Linked DNA regions of Mus musculus: regions 2, 3, 4 and 5 are each linked to region 1. A link is a loop called in an ENCODE intact Hi-C map of the cell type or tissue named here. Cell type or tissue: gastrocnemius. All regions are shown on one strand.

Region 1 (5,000 bases):
CAAAAAAACAAAAACAAAAAAAAAAAAAACTTGACTAAGATGCAAACAGAGCAAACTAGAGCTTCCTGGTGGCAGGGAGTGTCAGTGTTTGCATTTCAGTGACATTAATCCAGCAACTTACTTGACAGAGAATTACTCATTTCAAGTGCTCCCAGGAGGAATGCTTTCTTTCCACTTGCTCCTCCTGTGAGAGCAGGAAGGAGGAGCGGGTGGCGGTGTTAAACTCAAAGTCATGACTGGGATGGCAGAAAGAACATTTTTGGATAGATGCCAGGATGGAGAATTTCTGGTCTGGAGAGCCATTTTTATTTGAGAGAATATGACGTAAGTATGAGAAATTGGAAAAGAAAGACTTGTTTAATGTCAACGTGTGATTTCCAGATTCAGTGAAAAGTGCTTTAAAAAGAGCAAGCACCCTCGTCTCCACAATATCGAAAAGCTGCGGGTGAGGCCTCCTCAACTCCAACTCACCCACATGGTGTGGTCCATCACAGGAACAGCAAGGCAGCCTGGTCTGGGTGTTAGCTCACACTTCATTTCCCATGCACCGGTTGCATGGCCTAGCATAACAATGCCCAAGTCCACTTCTTTTCATTGGTAATAACTTGTAAACACTCCCGGGTCCATTCCTGTTATCCTTATTAGAAACCTGAAGGGAGCTGACTGGTCAGAGGCCAAGGTACCCTCATAGTTCACATGGCCAGAGACAGTGTCCGTCCTCTAGAAGAGGACACTGTATGTATGGACACTTACTGGTGGACCTAGTTAGCTGAATTCCATGGGGTGATGGTGAGGATTGAGTGCAGTTGGTAGATTGGTCGTCTAGTGTGCACCAAGCCCTGGCTCTGATGCCCAGCGCTGCATGAATAGGACATGCTGGTGCACACCTATAGTGCCATCACTTGGGACGTAGAGGCAGGTGGCTCAGAGATTGAAGGTCATCTTTGGCTACAGAGCGAGTTCAAAGCCAGCCTGGAACATAGGAGATCCTGCCTCCAAAAACAATTTTTAAGTTATAAAAAGGTAAATTGGTAAATAATTAAACTATGACATGTAAGTCTCTACCTGCTCCTGGAAATAAAAAACAAAAACAAAACCACCCACGCCTCCTACTCAAGTCTAATGAGGCCAGGAAGATCCTGTGTAACAGAAACTGAATTCGGTCCACATAGCCCAAGGGTTACATCAGAAAGCACATCTTAAATTTTAATCCATCAACATCAATTCAGTAAATGCTTTCTACATATGGACTGGTAAAAAGCTCTCCCTTCAGCGTGCTAAAGGGGTAGGTGTGTAGAGTGAGACAAAGCATCTTGAGGGTCCCCAAGAGAAAGGAACGCCAGGCACTGTCTCTAGAAAAGTCATGGTTAGAAGTCATCAGAGACAGACTGCATCCAGGGTAAGTCTTTTAGCTAACTGGGGCTTAACAGTATCAGCGTCATTTAGACGGTGTGGTAACTGAGTTATAAATACCTATGGTCTCACTTGAGAGTCATTGCAAATTGAAAGGAAAGATAGCAGCCCCGAATACTTGACAAAGATTCCATAGTCAGAGGCCACTAACTTCATGCCTAACAAGCCAGTCATAAAATTACGCCTTGATGTTTATTTCTTCATCATACAAATGACAACTTGTGACTCTTGTTACCATCGGAATCAACGTAATTCAGTTTGCAGTGTTTGTCTCCTTCAGTCGTCTGTTTTGACCTCTGTTCACCTCTGGCAAGCACGTGGATTTAATGAAAAAGAGACTCTGTTGGTCCCTTTGGTATTTCTTAATTTCCTACAAATGACTAATTTAGGTTCAGTGATGCCAGTTGTGTGTGTGTGTGTTCGCGCGCGCACGTGTGTAAGGTACATCATCATTAGACATCCTAGAAGCTCAGGTTTCCTGGGTCAGATGATTAGGAAAGAGATCTGTCGCCCCTTCAGCTTTGGGTTTCCCCCACTTGCTACAGAATCCTACAGGTAGGAAGGAGAGTTTAAAATCTCCCTCTGCTGGCCTCTATGTGAAATCCAGCAGCTCGAATCCTGTTCACTTCCGTGTTGGATCGCATCTGGTTCGTGTTAAGTCCTTTCCGTTGCCGTGACAAATCCCCGAGGCGAACCAACTTAGAAGAGGGACAGCTTATTTTGCCTCATGGTTTCCGAGGCTTCTGTCATGGCTGGCTCAGTCATTTGCAAAGGCCATAGTGAGTCCGACCAGCACGTTGGGAGTGTGTGGTAGGACATAGCTGCTCACCAGGAAGTAAACAAGGTGGGAACAAACTATCTCTTCTAAGGGTATGGCCTCAGTAGCCTGCAGCCTCCCACTGTGGTGTACCTCCTGAGTTTGAAACATCTCTTCATAATCTCGTTAAGCTCCGACTCCATCAGTAAATTAATCTATGCATGAGATCGGAGCCCTCGACTCTGTCACCTTGGTGTTCACCTCTGGACACTGCTGCAGTGGGGGGATACAAGACACATGAGCATTGGGGGTATTTTTAGGTCTCAGAGCATCACGTCGTTTCAATGGATGTTTTCTGCTGGCGGCTCTTTAAGGTGACAGACATAAGTAACAGAAGGGACACCTTCTGGGGGCTCCATTCCCACACACTCTCAGCGGTAGGTCATTACCCACCCCTATCTAGCACCACCCCACCTCCAAACCTCCACAGGAGGAGACCTGACCATAGGCAGGGCCATCCACACCTGAGACTCCTCAGGTCACAACATGCCATGCCAGAGCAGGGCCCCTGCTTTTGTTTATTTTGCTTTTGTGGATGACAAAAGGGAGAGAAGTATTAGCAACAGAGAATTCCCACAGAGACTCCTGTTCTCTGTTCTTTCGGGGCTTCCCCTGGGCTCTGGGGCTAGCCTGCGACTCTAGTGGAGGTAGCCTCTACACTGCTGGCTGCTTGGTTTTTTGTTTGTTTGTTTTGTTTTGTTTTAACTTAGCTAGCCTGTTCATATAAATACTGTACATTGTACATACCCTCCTTATTGTCCTTTGTCCCTCCCAGGAGACCCTCTGTTGACCTGGAGAGTTTCACATCCTCATTGTACTGTGACTAGCACTGCAGGGAATACTGTGTACTCCGTGGTACTGTCTTCCTGTTTCTTTAGAAGAGGCTTTGCTCTCTGGGCCCTGTTTCTGCCTCTTGCGAGCGGTCCAATGTTCCCTCCCGCACGAGGATGCTTAGCATTCAGGAGGCAAAGTCAGTCTTGTACGGTTAGGGGCACACATTCCGTCCCTGTGGTGGACCTTGTCTGTTGACCTTCACACACCTGTATCAGGCTTGGAAATTGCTGGTCAGCCTTTAGTTTCTTTTTCGGCACTTTTCTTCATTCCAAATCCACAGATGGGGAGTCTGGCTCAATGAACCCACCTGGGTGGATCCTGAGAACAGATAAGGACACTCACTGGACATAAAGTAAATACAACCGGACAGTGGCGAGGACTCTAGCGCCACCTGCTGCTCACACACGTACTCGCAGGGGACTGGAGAAGCCCGGAACACCATGGACATGCAGAAAATGACCCTTTAAAGAGAAGAGATCAGTATGGCTAGGAGGGAGTTTGTCCTCTTACTAAATACATGTAAATATGCATATGTACCTATGTAGGTTTTATAAATAATATATAGTTTGTAAATATAGGTGTTTATGCAAAGAAATATATTTGTTTAACTTGTTTTATGCAGAGAGGGTTTGCATCTCCATTCCGCCCCATAAACTCTAAACTCTTAAAGCATGGCCTGGCAGTGGTGGTGCACACCTTTAATCCCAGCACTTAGGAGGCAGAGGCAGGTGGATTTCTGAGTTTGAGGCCAGCCTTATCTACATAGTGGGTTCCAGGACAGCCAGGGCTACACAGAGAAGCCCTGTCTCGAAAAGCCAAAACCAAAACCAAAATAATCTCTTAAAGTATGGCTCCTCTGCTTGTCAGGAGAGCAACACCACTCATCTACAGCAGCTGTTTTAATGGCTGAGAAAGAGGCATTCATACAATGTTTACCTCAGCGCCTGAGCGCATTAGCTCGTTTCCCATTGCTGAGAAAGTACCCAGGATGGTCACTTCAGCAGTAGCTAGCTGGCCAAGGGTTCTTCTCTTCCATGTGAACAAAAATTAGGTAAAAAAGCAGATCTTTTAAACTTTGTCTGCCGACCTTCCCAGCCCCCAGCATCTGACCCCAGTGAGCAGCAGCAGGCAGGCAGGAATAGCATCGAGTGGTGCCCTGGAACACGGCAGCCCCTGTGCAGGTCCTGAGTTCCAGAACCCTTGGCCCTTGACGGGGGCCATCGTTACAGCTCTGGCACTGAGACCCTTGCTGGAAATCTTCTGCAGACCTGGACCTGTTCATCATCTACTGATACTTCAGACCCCTGTCCTAGATACAACTGTTACATCGGCTTGCAAACTGCTAACAGCCAGCTGGGCAGCTGAGGGAGGGAACTATCCAAAGGAGGATCAGCCCCACAGCAAGTCCTCCCAGGGAAGAGACCAGAAGACTGGGGAGCCTATTAAAAGTCTGGCCCAGAGTCTTCAGGTGGCCTTCCACCTGGGGGGGGAGGGCGGGGAGGATGGGGTGGGCGCGGTCCTTGCAATTCCTTTGATGGGAGTTGCCTGTTCCAATAAAGTCGGTCCTTTTTTGTTCTTTGTTCTCTCTCTGGCTGGTGCCTCTCTCTTCCCTGTCAATCTGTCCCTCTTGCTATCCACCAGGGACCTTCATGATCTCTGCTGCTTTTACTCTGGGGCTGTATTTGTGTCCCTCACCTCGTTTCTGTCACCCTTTTCCACTACAGAAAATGACCCTTTAAAAAGTCATGGTGATGAATATGGCTAGGAGGGAATTTATCTTCTTACTGAATACGTGAAAATATGTATATGAACATATGTAAGTTTTAGCAGTAATTATAGTTTGCTATAATATATGTGTTTATACAAATATATGTGTGTGTTTAAGTATATTTTAGTATAGAGAAGGTCTGCTTCTCCATCCTGCCCCATAAACTCT
Region 2 (5,000 bases), 76 kb before region 1:
TGCTGTCATCAAGACCTGGGGGAGACAGGAGCATTATGTGTTCTAGGCCAGCCTGTGATATGACGTTTATAAAGACAGATCCTAGGTAAAAAACCAAAGCAAACACAAACAAACCCTTCCCCCACAAGAAGGAGGAGGAGGAGGAGGAGAAAGAAGGAAAGAAGAAGAGGAGGAGGAGAGGAAGGACTGAAGGATGCGCCCAGCTCTGTTCTCTGTAGGTTCTCTCATCTGTACCAGCATTCCTTAGTTTCTGGCCACACCAGCTCCATCCCTGCCCCCATCTGCCTGTGGCCATTCTGCTGCCTTTGAGTGAGTGATGACACTTGTAGCTTTAGGTCCCACCTAGACAACTCAGGATTATCTCCTCACACCAAGGCCCTTCCCTCCACTCTAGCCACAAAAGCCCCCTCTCTGCATAAATATCATTTCCTGGACAGAGACTGGGGAGTCTGGCCTTCAGCTTGCCCTGCAGACAGTGTCAAGAAGGAAGGAGGGGCAACCCTGTCCTCCATGTAGTTATAGAGTTTTGCCCCCCGAATGTGGTCTCACCTTGACTTACACAGAAGTTGGTTTCTTTAATTTGTGACCCTCCAAAATCTGCACTTGAGTTTCCACACATCGCCCATGTTTTCCTCCTTGTCACAGGGTCAGTTTGATAGTGACAATCTGAAAGAACCGGCCGTGGGTGGATCAACTCCAAGTCTGACACAGGCAATGGCTTCCTGCTGCTCACAGAGAAACGTCCCTATGAGATGACATCAGGGAAGCCCTGAACGTTGTTGGGTAACAGATTGAGAGCAAGGGTCAGAGGAAGACAGAGCTTGCTTCTGTAGCAAGCTGCAGCCTGTGCCATGGCACAAGCACCTCCTGATGTGCAACACGGCTCCTCATTCCTGACCTCATCAGAGGGGGAGCCCAGCCTTGCTCCAGCTTGTTTCTCAGCAGGGTGACATCACCACCATTCTTGAAGGCAGCTTTCTTGTGCTGTGCTGGGTTCTGTCAACACAACCATCCCTGCCTGTGATTTTAGTCAGTTTTGTGTGGCTGAAGAAATCCCAAACTGATCTTTTCCAATGACTTTCTAATGCATGATTTAAAAAAAAATAAAAACGTGTTCTCAGGTATTAAGTGTCTTTGTTTCTTCATGCTTTAAGTAACTCTCTTTTATATTATGTCAATTGAGTTGATGATTATTTTGGACAGGGTCTCATTATGTAGCTCCAACTGGCCTGCAACTTATTTTGTAGACCAGGATGGCCTTCAACTTATAGAAATCTTCCTACCTTGACCTATCCAGTGCTGTGATTAAGGGTGTGGACCTGGGTTGATACTCTCTTATTAATTGAAATGTTATTTGTCCACAACTATATGGTTGAAGTGTTCAAACAAATTGGAATTTTAAAAATAAGTATGTGGGTACACCTTTAATCCCAGCCCTTGGGAGGCAGAGGCAGGTAGATCTCTGTGAGTTTGAGCCCAGCCTGGTCTGTATAGGGAGTTCCAGGCCAGCTAGGGCTACATGTAGAGATCCCATCTCAAAACAAACAGAACCACCAAAAAGCCAAACCAACCCAAAGCAAACAAAAATCCCCAAGCCTAAAATGAGTATGTGTATGTTAATATTTTATATAAACACCTCAGGATTGTAAATTCATTTACTTCCCCAGTTAAAACTGCCTAAAAGAACAATTAATAAATAGCAGAGAAAGAATAATCGATGGCTTTCTCTTCCTCTGTTTTCATGGACAATACCCAGATACATTAAAAAGGACGGCTGCCAAATAATATGTTTCTGCTTACACAGAGACACGTCACCACCAACCAACTTCCATGAGTCATTTCCAGCTTATAGGTTTATTTTTACTTTTGATTTTTAAAAAGTGTTTTATTCTTCGTGAGTTTCAAATCGCTTACCCCAGTCCCATCCATCTCCCTCTCCCTTCGTATCTGTGCTCTTTGCCTCTGCAACCTCCCCCCTAAAAGGAAATAAAAAACAAAAATGAAAAATAAGCAAAACAAAAAAAAAAGCATAGGAAATATCTTGTCGTGGAAGCTGTAGTGTGTCACAACGTGATCCACAGCACACCCTTTTGCCCACACATCCTTGCTTGAAAGTATTCATTGCGATTAGTCATCGGTCTGGTTCGCGGCTTCTGGCTTCTGCAATATCGTCAATATTGGATCCTCACCAGGACTCCTCCCAGTTATCCTGTGTTCTCCTGTGCCACAGAGATCCTGCAGCTTTAGATCTATAGGACCGGCCCTTTCACATGCTCCGACAGTTTAAAGATGAAGTAGATTTGGGGGTGGGCCAACTTAGCCTTGGATCTGGGCCTGGGTGGTAGCTGAGTTGATCCACACCTGTACCACCAGGGGGAGCCCTCCAGCACTGCCCCCGGCCAGCTCACCCTCATCCATGCCAGTGCAGGATGCGTAGGGGAAGGGGTGGCAGGGGCGGCGGCGGGGGGGGGGGCAGGGGGGGGCTGGGTGGGGTGGGGTGGGGGTGGGTGGGGTGGGGTGGGGGGCACTCTCCCTAGTTCTGCAGCTGGTGAGTGGCTGGACCGGCTTTTCTGCTCTGACACCCTTGGGGCTGATCAAGGTCAACTCAACTGTGTTGCCCAGGCAAGGTACAGGGCCCACTCTCGCAAGTGCTGAAGCTGGTGAGGGACAGGGCCAGCTCTCCCAACTGCTGAAGTTGGTGAGGGGTGAAGGGATGGTTTATTCTTTTTAAATGGAAATGTGCTAAAGGGTCTGCAGATGGAGCACAGTTGGTAGAGTGTTTCCTAGCCTGCAGGAAGCCCTGGGTTCAATTCCCAGAACCTGCATAAATGAAATATGGCAACACATGAACCCGGAGGCATGAGGATCAGGAATAAAAGGTCAACCTTGGCTATATAGTGAGTTCAAGGCCATCCCAGGCTACTTCAGACCCTGTCACAAGACAAGCAACAACAGGACTTTCTAGGGTCCAGTGAAAGATCCTGGTCTGGGGTGTTCACATCCGACATTGCAGGGTAACCAGGTGGTGAGGGAAGATTCTTGGCCTTTGTGCAAAGTGTGCTGACTGCCCTGAGGCACGCCCTCATGCCTCATTAACTGCCTTTATGTCCCAGCTGTCCTCAGACATCAGGGCTTGGCTGCTGACCACACAGGCCTGCACCCACGGACAGGTGAAAAAGTCCTTCCAGACAACAGTCCTGGTCCCCTGCAACCTGCTCTATCTCACTGACTTCTTAGGAAGTCACCAATCCAGACAGGACTGTCCTCATTAACAGTGGGCTCCTCCAGAAAAGTTACAGAAGTACCAACAAAGGCAGAGGAAGAATCCATCCAAAAGACAATTAGACCTAACATTTCTCCATGAATTGCAGGAAATAAACTCACACTGACCCCAGAGCCCAAAGGACACAGAACATGTCTAAGAAGAAACAAGAAAGCAACAGAAGGCCATGAAAGGTTAGGGGGGTTGGAGAGGGGAGGGCTGGGGACACAGCTGAGTTGGTTGAGTGACTAACATGCATGGAAACCCCTGGGTATTGAACCCAGCATTGAAAAGACCAGGCATGGTGGTTCACACTCACAGCTACAACGGGTGGAGACAGAAGGATGAGAAGGTCATGCTTAGCTATGAACCGAGCGCAAGTCTAGCCTGGACTACTTAAAACCCTGTCTTAGTTAGGGTTTCTATTCAATACCAGCCCTTTGCTGCTGACCACACAGCCCTGACCAAAGCAGCATGCACAGGAAAGGGTTTATTTCTTCTCACAGCTTGTGGCCTGGAACTCAATGCAGGAACCTGGAGACAGGAGCTGATGCAGAGGCCATGGAAGAATGCTGCTTACTGGCTTTGCTCCTCATGGCTTACTCAGCCTGCTTTCTTATGCCACCCAGGACCACCAGCCCAGGGGTAAAACTGCTCACAATGGGCTGGGTCCTCCCACGTCAATCACTAATTAAGAAAATGCCCCCATGGGCTTGCCGATAGGCCCTCTTTTGGAGGCACTTTCTCAGTTGTGGTTCTCTGTTCTCAGACAGCTCTAGCCTGTGTCAGCTTGATCCTGTCATAGTCAGCATAGGTTCTGATGAGGAGAAAAGCACCAAGCTTGCCCATGATGGGCTCCTTCACCCTTGAGCTCACGACAGTGGCAACCCTGGAGAGGAGACAGAAGTTCGCACCAGCAGGGATAGTGGTCCACTTCTTCCCATGAGCCTGGGATCATTGGCCAATGCTAGTTTTAGTCTTTGTCTATTCTGACTTTTTTGTTGTTGTTCTGTTTGTTTGTTTTTGGAGTTTTTTGGCTTTGTTTTGTTTTGGTATTCATCGGGGTTTTTTGTACAGAAAGTTGAGTAAGTTGGAAAGTTTCCTTTCCCTGATGAGAGCCATACAAGGTTGTAGACAGCATGGCAGGATCTCTCACCTCTGTGGTGCTGGACCCAAGGCCATGGGGTGCCAGACACGTCATCAAAAGTTGACAGAGACTCTTAAGTTTGTTGTCCAGTGCCAATAATGATTGAAGTTGCAGACATTCCTGGGAGTAAGCAAAGGAGAAAAAAGCTTTATGAAGGAGAATTACAGAAAACCGAGGAAGTAAAGAAAAGTGAGAAAACCTCCTAAGGTTAGGGTTTACTGCTGTGAACAGACACCATGACCAAGGCAACGCTTCTAAGGGCAACATTTAACTGGGGCTGGCTTATAGGTCCAGAGGTTCAGTCCATTATCATCAAGGCTGGAACATGGCAGCATCCAGGCAGGCATGGTGCAGGAGGAGCTGAGAGTTCTACATCTTCATCTGAAGTCTGCTAGAAGAATATTGGCTTCCAGGCAGCTAGGGTGAAAGTCTTAAAGCCCACACCACAGTGACACACCCACTCCAGCAAGGCCACACCTACTCCAACAAGGCCACACCTCCTAATAGTGCCACTCCCTGGGCCAGTCATTTTCCCATGAGAGAAAGCTGTCGAATTAATTTGTGCAAGGGTCACTATAAGGCTATGGCAGA
Region 3 (5,000 bases), 110 kb before region 1:
ATATTATTGTCTGCATGTATGTTCATGCACCACATGTGTGCCTGGTGCCTACAGAAGCCATAAGAGGACATTCAATCCCCTGGGACTGGAGTTACAGCTGCTTGTGAGCTGCCATGTGGGTCTGATAATTAAAACCCAGGTCCCCTGGAAGAGCAGTCAGTACCCTTAATTGGTAAGCCACTTCTTTAGCCCCATCTCATGTCTTTTTTTTTTTTTTTTTTTTTAAGACAGGGTTTCTCTGTGTAGTCTTGGCTGTCCTGGCATTAGCTCTGTAAACTGGCCTGGCCTTGAACTCACAGAGCTCTGCCTGCCTCTGCCTCCTGAGCGCTGGGCTTAAAAGTGGGCGGATGCTCCCACTGCTCTGCTCCATCCTGTATCTTTTAATTACAATCTGCAGAGCAGAAGAGCAGACAGCTCCTAGATTTCACAGTAGGGGCCGGCAGTCTAGGATGGGACTTCAGCTTTGACTTTTGGACTCCTTCATCCCACCAGGCATTGGCTCCTTTCAAGCTGGAGTAGGAAGTTTAGAGATCGCTGCTGTCCCCTAGCCCCACCCCCTCCTCTCCTGCCAGGCTCTTGCTGTGCAGTTCCTTCATCCATACTTACAAAAAAAAAAAAATATTCTTGGCCTAATTCTCCAAAAACTGATTTGGCAGTTTTGTTTTGGGGGAAGAAATTGAGTAATAAAAGAGGGTCAAATACCGCTCCCCAGAGAAGGGATGGCTTTAATGCACAGGAGCCGGTAGTTGAAATAGCTCTGCCCAAGCTAAGAAAGAAAAGTCTCTACACTGCTCACAGGTTTGCCCCAGAGGAGAGCCGCTGAGGGTTCGAAGGCATTTCAAAGGCTTTCCAAATGACTCAGGGATGTGTTGTAAGCACAGTATTGCAAAAAACGGAAGCATGTCTTCAAATTCAGCCGCACACGGTGTACATGTCAGGCACTGAGTGTCCCTCTGCTCATTCAAATTCAACAGGAGATGTAGGTGTTGGTGTAGGAGGAAGGGAGACAGGCCACGAGGTGGCAAGAGTCGGGGGGGCTCCATTAAAAACGGTCAGGATGGGGTGGGGGGGGCTCCATTAAATATGGTCAGGACTTTGGAAGCAGCTGATAGCATCCATTGCAAAACATGGTTGATGGAGCAAGCCTTGCGGCAGCCGTTGACAACCAAAACAGAGCTAGCTGGCTTTCAAAGATGTGAAATCTACAATTGTGAAACATGTCCTAGCGAAAACCATTTTACTAAGAACAAGAGATGACACATCCACTCTGCCATACAACTCAGACCAAGAAGGTGCAAAGCTTATCTAAACGCTCTGCCCAGAGTGCTTTACTGGAAGAAGATATGGCTGCCAACCAGAAGCCTGGATTCTAGAACATTCTGTACTCCAGTCTCATCTAGGGGATCATTCAAGTCTCTGAAGGCCTGCTCCCTCCTCCAGCCCAGAGGGAGTAGAAGTAGGCAGAAGTGATCCTGGAGCTTCAGTCCCTGCCAAGGTATAGTTAGGGAGATCGAAGAGGTGGGCTTTGCAGAGAGGCTACTCCAGGGGGAGCCTCCTCCTTCAAACTCTTCACGGTGCCTCTGTCTAACACTGCACAACGACAGACTCAGATGAAATTGTCTTCTGTAGTTGGTTTTCAGGGAGTTCTGACGAATACTCTGTCTGGCAAAGGCTCTTAGAAGCCAGGAAGCCGGGTGCTTGACCACACTTCTGGTCTTCTGAGAAGTTTCCAGTTTCATCAGCTCTGAGCAACTCTGCAGAAGTGCTCAGGGTTCAGCTGTTGCTGCATGAAGACAATCACGTATGCTACAGTCACACACGTGCACACACACACACACTCAGGGGCATCAGCTGCAGACAATCACACCTGCCACAATCTGTCGATCTCTCTGTCTGTCTCTCTGTCTCTCTCTGTCTGTCTGTCTGTCTCTCTCTCTCTCTCTCTCTCTCTCTCTCTCACACACACACACACACACACACACACACATACACTCAGGGGCATCAGCTGCAGACAGTCACACCTGCTACAGTCACGCACACAATTAGGGACATCTTATCAGGCCGTGTACTGTCAGAGTGATGGAAAAAATCAGGCTCTGGCTATCACCAAAGGATGCTGCGACAGGGCCCACTGGTGGCTACAGAAATGGAAATCCCTGTCTTCAGCTCAACTCCCTGACCCCACTGACAGTACTATTGCTGAGATAGGCTTTCCTCCATGGCTTTCTGCCTCAGTTTCCCTTCTTGGTAGTCATTTATGATAATAATATCAATTGCAGGATGTTTTTCGAGAATACAGTGGCTGATGTTACCCTTGCTTAGGAAGGGGCTTGCAGCACAGACTGGCATGTGTTAGGTTCCCACCCTCAGCTCCCTCAAAGCTCAGCGTGGGGTTGGAGGGGCCGCTTATTTGGTAGAGTGCTGGTCTGTAACGCCTGAGGCCTTGGCTTGATCCCGGGCACTGAAACAAACCGCTGCCTGCGATGGTTCACACTTGAAATCCCAGCACTCAGGAGGTAGAGGCAGGAGGAGCTAGAATTCAAAGTCACCCTTGCTAGAGAGGGAGTTCTAGGTCAGCTTGGGTGAGAGATCTTGTTTAGACAGATAGCATCCAGTCTCCTCAAGGAAACTGTATCTTCAACCAGGACATGCGTACACATACAATTACAGGTGTGTGTGTGTGTGTGTGTGTGTGAGAGAGAGAGAGAGAGAGAGAGAGAGCAGACTGACTAGACATGAACAGTAAATTCTATTACTGCCAGTCCCCTTCAATTCCCCTGAACCAGTGAGCATTCATAACAAGAAATTTTCACCCTAGAGGTAAATGGGGGGGTAATAGGTTACTAATTCTTCCACATATTGAGCTCCTGTTAGGTCTTGGGCATTCCTGGGCATTGTACAAGGTCTAATACCTGCTGTAGACAATGACATCATTCTCTTGCCACTTCGTTTCATGTGGCCAAGACAGGTCCATAGAGACTAGTGGGAGAATGCAGGGGATGCTGGCTTAAGAGCAAACCAGATCGCTCTCACAGTGTGATAACAGTCACTTAAAAGCCCAGTCTATGTTCTGATAGATCCTCGGAGGAGAGAGCCTTCATTCCATGGCAGTGAGCAGACGCACTTCTTGAAGGGGAGGGATTTGTCTCAAGTTTTGGAAGTGGCTGAGATATCATGGCCAGTACTGGGGAGAAAGAGAGAGCTATGAGGCTCACAGAGAACTTGTTGGGAATGCTGAGGGTGATGGGAGGGGTGGACAGGGCTGATCCAGTCCCTGGAGAACAGAGGCACACATGAAATGAAATGGCAAATATAAGAGAGAATGACGTCATTGTCTGCAGCAGGTATTAGACCTTGTCCAAGGTCTGAATGGGCAAGTCACATGGGAAAGCCAGTGGCTTTGGGAGCACATTTTACAGCAGGGCTGTGTGAGGCACATTTGCTGATTTGTTTAGTTGTTCTGAGACAGAGTCTCATGTAACATGATGTCTGCTGGCCTTGAACTTTTGATCCCCACTGCTCCTGCTGCCCACATGCTGGGATTACAGGTGTGAGCTATGTCACCTGGCTGACGCAGTGCTGAGGAAAACCCAGGGCCTCATATACGACAGATAAGCCCTTTAGCATCTGGACTTTATTTTATTTTAAAATATTAAGTGTGTGTGTGTGTGTGTGTGTGTGTGTGTGTGTGTGTGTGTGTGTGCATGCTCGTGCGCCCATCCATCAGGTGCTATGACATTGGCATAGAGGTTCCAGGAGAGCTTGTGGGAGTTGACTCTTTTTCTCTACTGTCTGGGTGCTGTGACTTGAACTTAGATCATCGGGGTTGATGATGCACCTTTAGCCACTGCATCATCTCACTGGTCCCTACCTGAGCATTTTAATGATGAATGTTGACTACACAGTAAGAACCCGTGGAGTGGCTCTGAGGTTGGAGCTCTGTGGTAGAATGCTTGCCTAGCGTGTACAGGGAGGGCCCTGGATTCCACCGCTGACACCAGAGAACAAATAACAGAAACACTGTAGGGACTTAGCTGGGACTCCTGAAGCCTCAATTTCCCCATCAGAGGAGCTGTACAGTAGAGCCTTGCACACTGTGCCTGTGCTTCAGTTTCATCTGCACAGGGGTTGTGGTAAGGAACTGCCCAGGAAGCAATAACATGCTTACACCCTAACAGGGCATCCCACATAACGAGGACTCCCGTCCTTTGCCACTCCACAAAGAGGTAGATGGGTGTCAGAGGAAGAAGGCTCAGTTCTGGAGTTGCGCATTGCTGGAGCGGAGAAGCTCTGGTAGGAAGCCATCTTGACTGGAGACAGAGTCGTGGCCCAGGTAGTACTGCCATCTCAATGTGCATCGTCCTGTCGGCTCATGGTTCTGCACACTCGATCTCCAGCTAGTGGCCGTGCTTCGGAAAGTTGTGGGACCTTTAGGAAGGGGAGCCTTGCTGGAGGAAGTGGGGTGCCGTGGGTGGGCCTTGAGGTTTACTAGCGCAGGTCCATTTCCGTTTCACTCTCTCTGCTTCCTGACTACAGAGCAGATATGACCACAGCCCCCCAGGCTCCTGCCGTCCGTCATGCATTCCCGCCATGCATTCCTGCCACGGTGGACTGTATTCTCTAAAACCGAGTCCCAAAAGGAATGTTTGCTTCTTTAAACTGTGTATTGTCCGGCATTCTGTCGTGGTAACAAGAAAAGTAACTAAAGTAAGTTGGCCAAAGCTGAGACCACAGGGACCACAGGGACCTCCCCCATCAACCACTAAATACGAAAATGCCCAACACCCAGATCTTTTGGAGGAATTTTCCCAGTTGTGGTTTCCTCCTTTCAGATGATTCCAGCTTGTGTCAAGTTGTCAAAAAACTAGCCAGGACACTTGGGCTGTGTCAAGTTCCTCCATGCCTCTCCCTGAACCCCTTAGGTCAAGCAATCCCGAGCCTTCACACCTGCCCTCTGAGGGCAGCCATCTTGGAACCTTAACCTCGTGAATCACTACCCG
Region 4 (5,000 bases), 98 kb before region 1:
TTCAGTAAATGATACAAATTAATTAAGTTTGGAAAAGGTCAAGTTCAAAGAACTTTGAAGGATATATGGAAACAGAGCAACTTCATTAATAATGGAAACATGGAAGTAAAACAAGGTGTTTGAAAAATAATTTTATTTTTAATATTTACATATGTATGTATGTATGTATTTATGTGTGTGTGTTCCTGCCACATATGTGTGCATGCCCATAGATGCCAGAAGAGGGAGCTGGATCCCCTGGAGCTGGAGTTACAGGCAGTTGTGAGCTACTTGATATGCATGCTTAGAACTGAACTCAGCCCTCCTAGCCACTGAGCCCTGTCTCCTGCTCTGAGGTGGTTTTTATGTAAACAAGCAAGGCAGTATGCTGGGGAATGAATAGATATTCTTCTGGTGACTGGGGCAGTAGCATCAGGTGTGAAACTGAGTCTACCCCTTAACTAACTTCTGAGAACACATTGGCAGAGCTAGCAACTGTGGCTCGGAATCTGCCTCGGAAAATAATCATCCGAGTGAGCAAAAACGCACACAAGGCTGCTTCTGCAGTGTTATCTGTGAGAGGAGAGATGGAAAGCCACCCCTTTGCCACCAGTGGTCTCTTAGCTAGATAGATGCTGGCTCCACTTAAAGGATTATCAGTAGATCTGAATGGTGCTGAAGAGAAATGTATAGTGTAAACAGGCACTAAAGCTGTGTGGCTATTTGTAAAGGCAAAAGAGAATTATCTATACATACATACATACATACATACAATAAGAACTATACAAAACTATGTATGTATCTATGTATGTATCCCTGTATGTATCTATGTATTTACATATCTATCTATGTATCTATGTATGTATCCCTGTATGTATCTATGTATGTATCTATGTATCTATGTATGTATCCATGTATCTTTGTATGGGGTAAAAATAGGGTCCCAGGTCTGCTGGAGGCTAGGGCCCCTGGGTGAGATGGCCACTGCCGGGCAGGCATTGGACTGTGAGAAGCCCAGGGATCTCACTCTGGGGGTGAGGAAGGTAGAGTCTGGGGACCCTGAGGAACTGCCGGAGTTGGGCTCAGATTCTCAGGCACCACATACACCACTGGGTACCTCAGAAGAGCGGGTTCTGGGGTCCCTGGGTTGCACGGAGGCCAGGGACTACAGGCACTCACTCGTGGACATCCCAGACTTCACTGTATGTCGCAGAAGAGCTGAGAACATGTGGGGACCCTCAGGTGGACTGTGGCCCGGGGCCAAAGGGAAAAGCGTAGGAGGAGAGCTCTGGCAGATTACCTTGGGGAGGAGAGAGTCTGGCTAGCTCAAACAGCTAGCTCAGTGGGCTGCTTGGTTTGGCTGGCAGCCTTGTGGAGTGGAGCACAGGGAGGCTTCCCCGCAGGAGGTTAGATGCTCTGCTCTGTAGAGGGAGACCTGTTCCATTGCTCCAGCACAGCGGATCCTGATGAGAAGAGACAGTCCATGGTTTTAAGGTGTTTATTGTAGAAAGGCAGAGAGAGGGAGAGAGTAGAGAAGCAGAGGCCGGCCATGGCCACGTGGAGGGGTGGGGGAGGGAAGGCAGAGAGAAGGGGAGCAAGGGAGCAAGACTAAGTGCAAGAGGGTAAGAGAGGCAAGAGAGAGAGTAGGGGGCAAGCAGCTCCTTTTATAGTGGGCTGGGGCTATCCTGGCTGTTGTCAAGTAACTGTGGGAGTGGACAGGATACCAGGAGCTTGGGGCATTGCCTATGTGACTGATGGCCCACATACTTCTCTACAGGGGGGCTGTGGGAGGCTGTAGCTGCGACAAGGGCCAGGGGCCCAGGAGGGGTGGCCGGACTCCTACCATCCCATGAAGGCAGAAGTCACTGCCCACCAGGTCTCTGGGTTCCAGACCTGTGTTCGACCAAGACCAGGCTGTCTGTACACAGCTCACTGCCCCACATCTATGTATGTATGTATGTATGTATGTATGTATGTATGTATCTCTCTATCTATCTATCTATAATCAGATAATATATATACATATACATATACATATATATATTTATTTATTAATTTATTTATTTATTTATATGTGTGTATATATATCTCCAGTGGCTCTTGGTGGCTCCTTCTGGGTCCTAAGCAGGGAGCATCTGTCATTTATTATACATTTTTCTGTAATGTTTATATAGTTCAACAGCTGACACGATGGTACACTCTTGTAATCCCAGGGGTCAAGAAGTGGCGGCAGAAGAATATTTAGTTCAAACCAGCCTGATCTACATAGCAAAGCCTTTCTCTTTCAGGAGACACTTTCTGAGAAGTTAAACTACACACATGTGCTGGGCTTGCTGGTGCACACCTTTAACCCTAGCACGTAGGAGGCAGCAGCAGGTGGACAGCTGAGTTGAGGCCAGTTTGGTCTGTATAATATACTCAAGGTCAATCAGAACTACATAGTGAGACATCTCCTCAAATTAAATAACACACACACATACACAAGGCCCAGAGACAAAGCTCAATAGTGGAATACTTGCTACTACTGAATATAGAATATAGAATTACTAATATTCAAGAGACCTGAGTTTCACCTCCAGTACCATATGTACATGCACACCCAGAGAAACAAAATGTATACCACACAAAGCTTATATTAAAGGTATTCATTCATTCATTCATTCATTCATTCATTTTTGGGTTTCTGAGACAGGGTTCCTCTGTGTAATAGCCCTGGCTGTGTTTGAATTGTCTTTGTAGACCAGGCTGGCCTTGAACTGATATTCATAGAGATCTGCCTGTCTAGTAACCCTGAGTGCTAAGATTAAAAGCATGCACCACCATGCCCGGTTTTATTTTTTATTTTATGTGTATAAGTGTTTTGCATGCATGGATGCATGCGCATTATGTGTATACCTGGTGCCTGTGGAGGCCAGAAGAGGGTGTCAGATCCCCTGGAACCAGAGTGACAGATGGCTGTGAGCCACCATGTGGATACTGGGAGCTAAATCTTGGATCTTCTGAAAGAGGAGCCAGTGTTCTTAATTGCTGACCCATTTGTCTAGCTCCCAAAGCTTTTTTAAAAATTTTATTTATTTTTTGAGAATTTCACACATGTATACAATGTATTTTGATGATACCTGTTCCCCACTACACCCCAATTCCTTCTGAACCCCTCACTGCATCCTCCTACAAACTTCTAACCTCATCTTTGGTTGTTTGTTTCGCTGATATGCAGTCATCTTATTATAGTGGTAGTTGGTCTACTGCTGTATTTCTTGAATTACATCATAGATGTTACATTGCATAAGATTCTCTAAAATTTGGACCTCAACCCAGTCTGAAAATCTACTATTTGGTTCTTTGTTTAAAAAGAATTTTTTTTTTATGCATAAGAAGTTTCTGGGTTTGCTTTGTGTGTGTGTGGGGGGGGGTGTTGTTTTGTTTTGTTTTTTTGTTTTTTAATCTAGAACCAGAGATACCAAGAAAGATTGTGCTGTGTGACTAAGGACAGTGTGTGGCCTAGAGCTTTGATGCTGCTTACAAGCTGTGTGATTTTTGAGAAAATTTCTTGACTCCTCCGGGCCCCAGTTGTCTTGTCTGTGATTTTTATGTGATTGTGTGACCAGTGACGTCACTGACTACACACTTCATTTAAGCAGTGAATACGAAAGCGGTCTCTGGTTTCAGAACATGAAGAGGGCATGTCTCTCTGCCCACTTCCTTCCACCTCAGGCCGAGCTGCTTTAACCTTTCTCGGCGCTGACACCGTGTAGTGTAACATCAACTGGGTCCCAGTCATCCCTGCGACTGGTGCTCCCACGGTGTCTATGTAAAGGACACCTAACACTGTACTCTGAGCCTCAGCAATTTTCAAAGGCACCTGACTCATGCCCTACTATGGTTTAGTCCCAGAAACACTGATTTTTCTCTTCCTCTTCTTTTTCTTTCTCACCCTGAGGCTCTTTCTTCTGTTTGAAACATTGTATCCAATGTCTGGTGCGACTTTCTCCTTTTCCCTGCATTTAGCTATAACACACCTGATCTTCAGGTCTAGACTGGTGTTTGTCTACCCAGACGCCATTTCTTTCTATCTATCTATCTATCTATCTATCTATCTATCTATCTATCTATCTATGCTGAGACGCCATTTCCATCTATCTATCTATCTATCTATCTATCTATCTATCTATCTATCTATGCTGAGACTCCGGGTTTCCTGTGTGGAAAAGTTGTGCCAGGTGCTCCCTGGAGCTCCTGTAGGGGGTGAGGCCATGCAGTACCGTGGGATGTTTTCTTCTAATCTCTGTAGACAAGAATCGGCCAGGTATTCTGTGGATGGTGTTTGAATGCCTGGTGGCTATGTGAAGCAAGGAGTAAAGATAAGCTGGTTCCTGACCTTTAACCAATACCATCAGTCAGAGCGCCTCAAGCACCGCAGGGAGTCAAGGCAGCAGGAGCTCCACATAGCTGGTCCCAGAGCATCCTCAACCAGGAAGCAGAGAGCCAGGAACTTGTTTCTGTTCGGCTTGCCTGCTTCCTCCAGGATCCCAGCCAAGCAACGGTACTACCCTATGGTGGTTTGAGTGAGACTGGTTCCCACACGGACTTGGGTAAATGCCTACTTCCCAGTTGGTGGGCTGCTCAGGGAACATTAGGAAGTGAGGTCTTGTCAGAAGAGGTGTGTCACGGGGGGCTGGGGTTTGAGACTTGCAGGGAAAAGGAGAAAGTCGCAGCAGACATTGGATACAATGTTTCAAACAAAAGAAACAGCCATGGGAAGGCCTTGGGGTGAGAAAGAAAAAGAAGAAAAGAAAAATCCGTGTATCTGGGACCAAACCATAGTAGGGCATGAGTCAGATGCCTTTGAAAATCGTTGGAGATCAGAGTACAGTGCTAGGAGTCCTTTGCCATACTCCCCCACCATTATAATCATCATGGACTCATTATCTAAAATTGCCAGCAAGCCCCCAGTTAAAGGCTTCCTTTCATAAGTTGCCTTGGTCATGGTGTTCCATCACAGCATTAGAACAGTGACTGAG
Region 5 (5,000 bases), 260 kb before region 1:
CTGTGACTGGGCAGCTGCCATGCAGAGACTTATTCCCACCCCGCAGCATCTAAGGGCCCCAATCCATCCTGCAGGGCCCTGGGTTTTTTGAGACATCATTCTCCATGTAGCTCTGTCTATCCTGAATCTTATTCTGTAGACCAGGCTGGCCTCGAACTCAGAGATCTGCCTGCCTCTGCCTCCCAAGTGCTGGAATTAAAGGAGTGTGCCACCATCACTACTAGACCACTAGGCCAGGGCCTCTGTTCTTAGACATGGCCCCAAACTCTCTATGGTTGTGGGGCCTCCCTCCTTGCCCAGCTGTCCCCCTCTGAAACATGAAACATGAACAGTACCATCAACACCACTGTGAGGCAGAACCAATGATAAAGACAGGTGCAATGTGCCTGGACCTCTATAAACAGCAGCAAGTACTGACTCCGCTGACAAACAATGATGCTTGGCCTATGGCTTTGCTCTTGGTATCGGTGGAGCCAAAGTTTGCTCTAGAGTTCTTGGGTGCCCTCAGAAAACCAGTGACTCCATGATCATCCCCATGACTAGGGCATTAAGAACCGGATACAAGATTGGACATGGAGATGCACACCTTTCATCCCAGCATTTGAGAAGCGGAGGTGAGTTGATCTCTGTAATTTCAAAGCTAGCCAGAGCTACACAATAAAATCCTGTCCCAGGTTGGGTGGAGGGGGGAGGGGGGCTGGTCACGGCATCCAGCATGACCGGGGTGGAGAGATGAGGCATGTCAGCCATGATGAAAAGAGCCCAGATGGTGGTGAACACAGATGGGGTCCCTTCTTGAGCAGTGTGGTTCTCGGGCTTGACACTTGTCCCAGTGATGGATCGGTGAGGTGTAAGGCCAGGTTACTCTGGGCTTCACAGCAGAGGCCAACTAACCCTTGGTGTCCACACATCTCTCGGAGTACTCTGCTGTCTGTGAGCACCAAGGTCCTACACACAGACACCTAACTCAGCTTCCACTCCTGACCCAGTTTCTTTAACTAGAACTGGATAACATACTTTTCCTGAGGGATTTGTTTAACACTAGAGTGAGAAGAACATGGGCAGTATACGGGGCCGGGAGTATCAGCTCTGACGCCTGCCTGCCTGTCACCATCCGATAAGCACACCTCCTTTATCTCCCCAAGTCATGAGATCAGGGCAAAGGACATGCTTCCCTGTGTAGACAGCACACCCAGCAAAGCTTTGGTGCGGTTATGTCATCTGGCTGCCGGCAAGCACAAAAGTGCTGAGTCGCCAGTTCTGGGATCAATCCCTGACTTGTTGGGACAATGTGCTGGTCTCCCCTGGGTACCATAGGAGGCTAGAGTGAGCCCTTGACTGAATGTCACGGAGAGTCACACAGGGCCTGAAAATCACCAGGTAGGTTCCTAATTCAGTCCTCTGAACGACAATGTGCCACCCTAGCCTATCAACATACCCTTAAACACGTAAACATACTCTACAGGCATGTCAACATACCCTTATGGCACCACATCAACACTTGTATTTTGTGGTGCCGGGAGTTGATCCCAGGGCTGCACGTGTGCTCAGGCCTGCCTCCACCACTTGGCCACACTGTCAGCCCAATGCCATTTTTTTATGTTAGGGTTTTACAAAGAACAACCATGCTGGCTCCTATGAGCAGTTGTCCCCAGAGATCTGTCACTTGCCAAGGAAGGGCCACCTTCCTATCCACCTTCTCAAAATGTGAACAAGCGAGAGACAGGGTGGTGCATCCATAGTGTCTGTGTGCACTCTCTTTGGATTCCTCAATCTTCCCTACCAGGCCCTGGCTTTCCTGTTGCCCTGAACATTTAGAAAACGGTCACCAACCGCCAACTGTCTGAGGCTCAAGTGCTGTCCTCCGGCAGGGAGGGGAGGCGGGCTTTGAACGTTCCAGAAGGGAGAGCTGGGACAAGACGGAGCTGGGTGTCTGTAGGAATTTTAGGGCTTGAAACACAGATATTTTGAGTACAGGATTTACGTGACTCTCCTTGTTCCCTAATCGCAATCTGCACCCTGCTTCATTAGTATAAAATAGCTCTTATTTGTTTAGATTATCAACTAGCAACTTTCACGCATTTTCATTTTGTGACACGTGTACCATGGTTATTTTTAACATAGTATGAAAAAAAAATAATCTCAACTGGCTTTTCGATAAAGCCCAATAACCAGACATACTCGTCAGTTAATATTTAACTAGGTCAGGTAGACAAATAATGGACTTATTATTTTAAAATGTCAGCCTGTCAGGATCTTTGGACTCCAAATGAGAGTCAGTGGAGGTCATGCCATCCAAGTGGACATGAAGGTCAAGCAAAGGAGAGGGCCACAGCCAGCACAAACAAGCTATCTGAAAGGGTGTGTTTCCTCCAAGCCCTGGATCCAAGAACCGACACCCCCACCGCTGAAAAGCATCCTTCCCATTGCTGCTGGGGAAATGACCCTGCCGGACAAGCTGTATTTGATAAAGGGGTAAGTCTTGGTTGGTGGAGAAAACAGATCTTTCAGTGTAGAAAACAAAAATCTGAGATGATCCTTGAAATCAAAGAGATAACCACAAAAAAATCTATAACTTTTTTTTTTTTGGTATTTATTTTGTGCTGGAGATTTGGCTCAGGGGTGACAAGCATTTGCTGCTCTTGTGGAGTTCAATTCCCAGCACCCACATTGGGTCGGTCACAACTGCCTGTAAACCAGGCTCCAGGGAGCGCCAATGTCTCTACAGGCACTGACACCTGTACATAACCCTCACTCATCCACATATGCACAATCACACACACACACACACACACACACACACACACACACACACACAAAATGGGACTGACATGAAAATCCACGCCTTTAGCCCCATCACTAGGGAGGCAGAGGCAGGCAAATTCTGTAAAATTCGGGGCCAGTCTGATCTACACAGGGAACTTTAAGACAGCCAGAGCTACATTGTGAAACCCTGTCTAAATCATGTACTATTTATGTGTCTGCATGCATGGATGAGCATGTGTGCAGGTGCCCACAGTGGCCAGTAGGGGGCACCGAACCCACTGGAGCTGGAATCAGAGGCAGCTGTGAGCCACCTCATTCGAGGTGCTGGACACCAGGCTTGGGTCCTCTGCAGGAACTTTTAACTGGGAGGCAGAGCAAGGCTGGCCTTTAAAGCATGATTCTCCTGCCTGTGCTTCTCAAGTGCTAGAAGTATGAGTGTTCCAGCAGTCACTAGGGGCCTCTGTGGTCTGTAGGTTTCCTCCATCAGAACCAGCAGGTCTCCTGCTGAGATGAAGTGAAATGCTTTGTTTGCTTTTGCCTCTTGGAGGGTAACTGCCTTCTTTAGCCCACACATACAGACCTAGCCACCAGTTTCGGCTACTTCAAGTGCTAGGGCTGTAGTTGGATTGGTGGTATTCTTGCCTGGCATACATGAAGCCCTGGGACTCAGCCCCAATGCTACAGAAAACCAGGTATGGTGCATGCTTGCAATTCCAGCACCTAGAGGTGGGGACAGGAATATCACAAGTTTAAGGCCATCCTTGACTACACAGCCAACTTGGAAGCCAGCCTGGGCCACACGAGGCTGTTTCAAAACAGAAAAATACAACAAAAAGAACAGATGTGACCATGACTGTACACAGATACTCCATGCTGGGTGGCAAGGTCTATGAGTCCAAGCCAGCCCTCCACAATGGCTGGCCTCGGGGGTGGCAGCAAAAGAAAACCCAGGGAAGGCAAACCCACCAAGGACCAGCACCTGATCCTGCTGCCTCCCTGTCTTAAGTTGCTATAGGACTTTGCTCTCCGCTTCACAACTTGTTAGGAAACCAAGTGGTGACCAATCATCAACTGCTGACCTGGTCCCCAAATCCTCATCCTCTTCCATTACCAGTACCATTTCCAGCTCAGTTAGAATAACTGTGAGATGTTCAGCGTGTCGTGGACAGACAGGACATGACCCTGGGAAGTCTAAAGGACAGTCACCCCCCTGGCCAAGGTTTCAGGCTGAAGATCAAGGGTGTGGCAGTCTGACATCAGATGGTGGGGGTGGGGGGGGGTCAGCTGGTTAGCTGGGCTAGCAGATAGACGGATAGACATTCTGATCTGCAGCTCAGTGGCAGAGGTGGTGGCTGGTGCCATTGTTCTCTCTTGAGAAATTTAAGAATCACATCGGTGCACTCCCAAACAGCAGAGCAGGCTCAGGGTGAGGATGTGAGGGCAGGGCAGCAGGGAGGGGCATGCAGGATGCATGTGTGTGGTAGGAGGGAAGGGAATGCAGGATGCATGTGTGTGGCGGGACAGGAAGCCCACTGCAGTCTTCAGCAAGCATCAAGCTCTGTGAAAGCACAGCCAGGCCCAGCCCGGGACACCTCTGCCGAAGACACTGTGGCTTGAAGCCAAGCAGAACCACTGATGGGCTGACCCTTCACCCCTGTTCTGGGACCGTGTCACATGGTTCCTCGGCAGGGTCAGCAAAGAGACTTTACTCTGAAATCTGTTCTGAAATGTTGGGCAAGGGGCAAGACGCGGATTCTCAAATCACTCTCCATTGGCTTTATTGAAACTAGAGGGGTTTCCCTCAGACTGTCCACCCAGGTCCTCTGGTGGCGATGGGCATTTGTATGCTCGTAGCACATGTGTGTGTGTGTGTTTGTGCATGCACATGTGTGTGTTCCTATGTACACACATGTGTATGCTCGCATGTACATAATTACTCAGCAACTACATTTGGTATAACTTCACATTTTTGGGATACAGAAATAGTTTTATTTTCTTAATGCAGCATGGTAGACATACAATCAATTATTTCCTAGAGTGTGCAATATAAATTATTCACATTAAAAAATTAACGACAAAGCCTGATATGCGGGAAATATTAAAAACATATACCTAATTTTTACGTGTTTTGACCACGGACATTGCTAGCTTTATAAATCTGAATAAATATGACATGGCGCACAGTGGCTTGAGTACAGATGGGCCTGCTCCGGGTGTAGTGAGAACCCACTCTC

The links. Hi-C counts contacts between places; a loop is a spot of excess contacts. Peaks named below come from ENCODE experiments on the same cell type or tissue, not always from the same donor. Only the 100,000 strongest peaks of a DNase experiment are listed, where the experiment ranks them.
Region 2: it touches region 1 in a loop (4-fold over the local background); 12 of 42 quality-filtered maps call a loop at or near these places.
Region 3: it touches region 1 in a loop (4-fold over the local background); 19 of 42 quality-filtered maps call a loop at or near these places.
Region 4: a loop joins it to region 1, with 4 times the contacts of the local background. A loop is called at or near these places in 22 of 42 quality-filtered maps.
Region 5: a loop joins it to region 1, with 2.5 times the contacts of the local background. A loop is called at or near these places in 4 of 42 quality-filtered maps.

Annotation. Positions count from the first base shown.
Region 1 is chr13:53,093,390-53,098,389 of GRCm38, forward strand. No RefSeq gene overlaps it. Among named protein-coding and RNA genes, the nearest start is that of Gm52058, 74 kb to the right of the region's middle. In gastrocnemius, a CTCF peak has its summit at 2,003 (motif pointing left); a DNase peak (open chromatin) is centred at 3,448; H3K27ac peaks cover 855 bases.
Region 2 is chr13:53,017,366-53,022,365 of GRCm38, forward strand. It overlaps Gm33424 (a long non-coding RNA gene), which reads left to right. Exons shown (of 3, transcript XR_382381.4): 3 at 646-1,124. Gm33519 (a long non-coding RNA gene) reads right to left here and starts at 1,056. Exons shown (of 2, transcript XR_382384.3): 1 at 550-1,056. In gastrocnemius, a CTCF peak has its summit at 2,351 (motif pointing right); DNase peaks (open chromatin) are centred at 848, 2,350 and 3,107.
Region 3 is chr13:52,984,712-52,989,711 of GRCm38, forward strand. It overlaps Gm33424 (a long non-coding RNA gene), which reads left to right and starts at 1,254. Exons shown (of 3, transcript XR_382381.4): 1 at 1,254-1,495. In gastrocnemius, no CTCF peak of the experiment used is centred here; no DNase peak of the experiment used is centred here.
Region 4 is chr13:52,995,114-53,000,113 of GRCm38, forward strand. The region is part of intron 1 of Gm33424 (a long non-coding RNA gene); the gene reads left to right. Among named protein-coding and RNA genes, the nearest start is that of Gm33424, 12 kb to the left of the region's middle. In gastrocnemius, CTCF peaks have their summits at 191 (motif pointing right) and 2,892 (motif pointing right); DNase peaks (open chromatin) are centred at 2,931 and 4,568.
Region 5 is chr13:52,830,387-52,835,386 of GRCm38, forward strand. Auh (AU RNA binding protein/enoyl-coenzyme A hydratase) reads right to left here. Exons shown (of 10, transcript NM_016709.2): 10 at 4,724-5,000. It overlaps Gm33315 (a long non-coding RNA gene), which reads left to right. Exons shown (of 5, transcript XR_003950688.1): 1 at 1-614; 2 at 2,246-2,475. Among named protein-coding and RNA genes, the nearest start is that of Gm33315, 3.6 kb to the left of the region's middle. In gastrocnemius, a CTCF peak has its summit at 3,025 (motif pointing right); no DNase peak of the experiment used is centred here.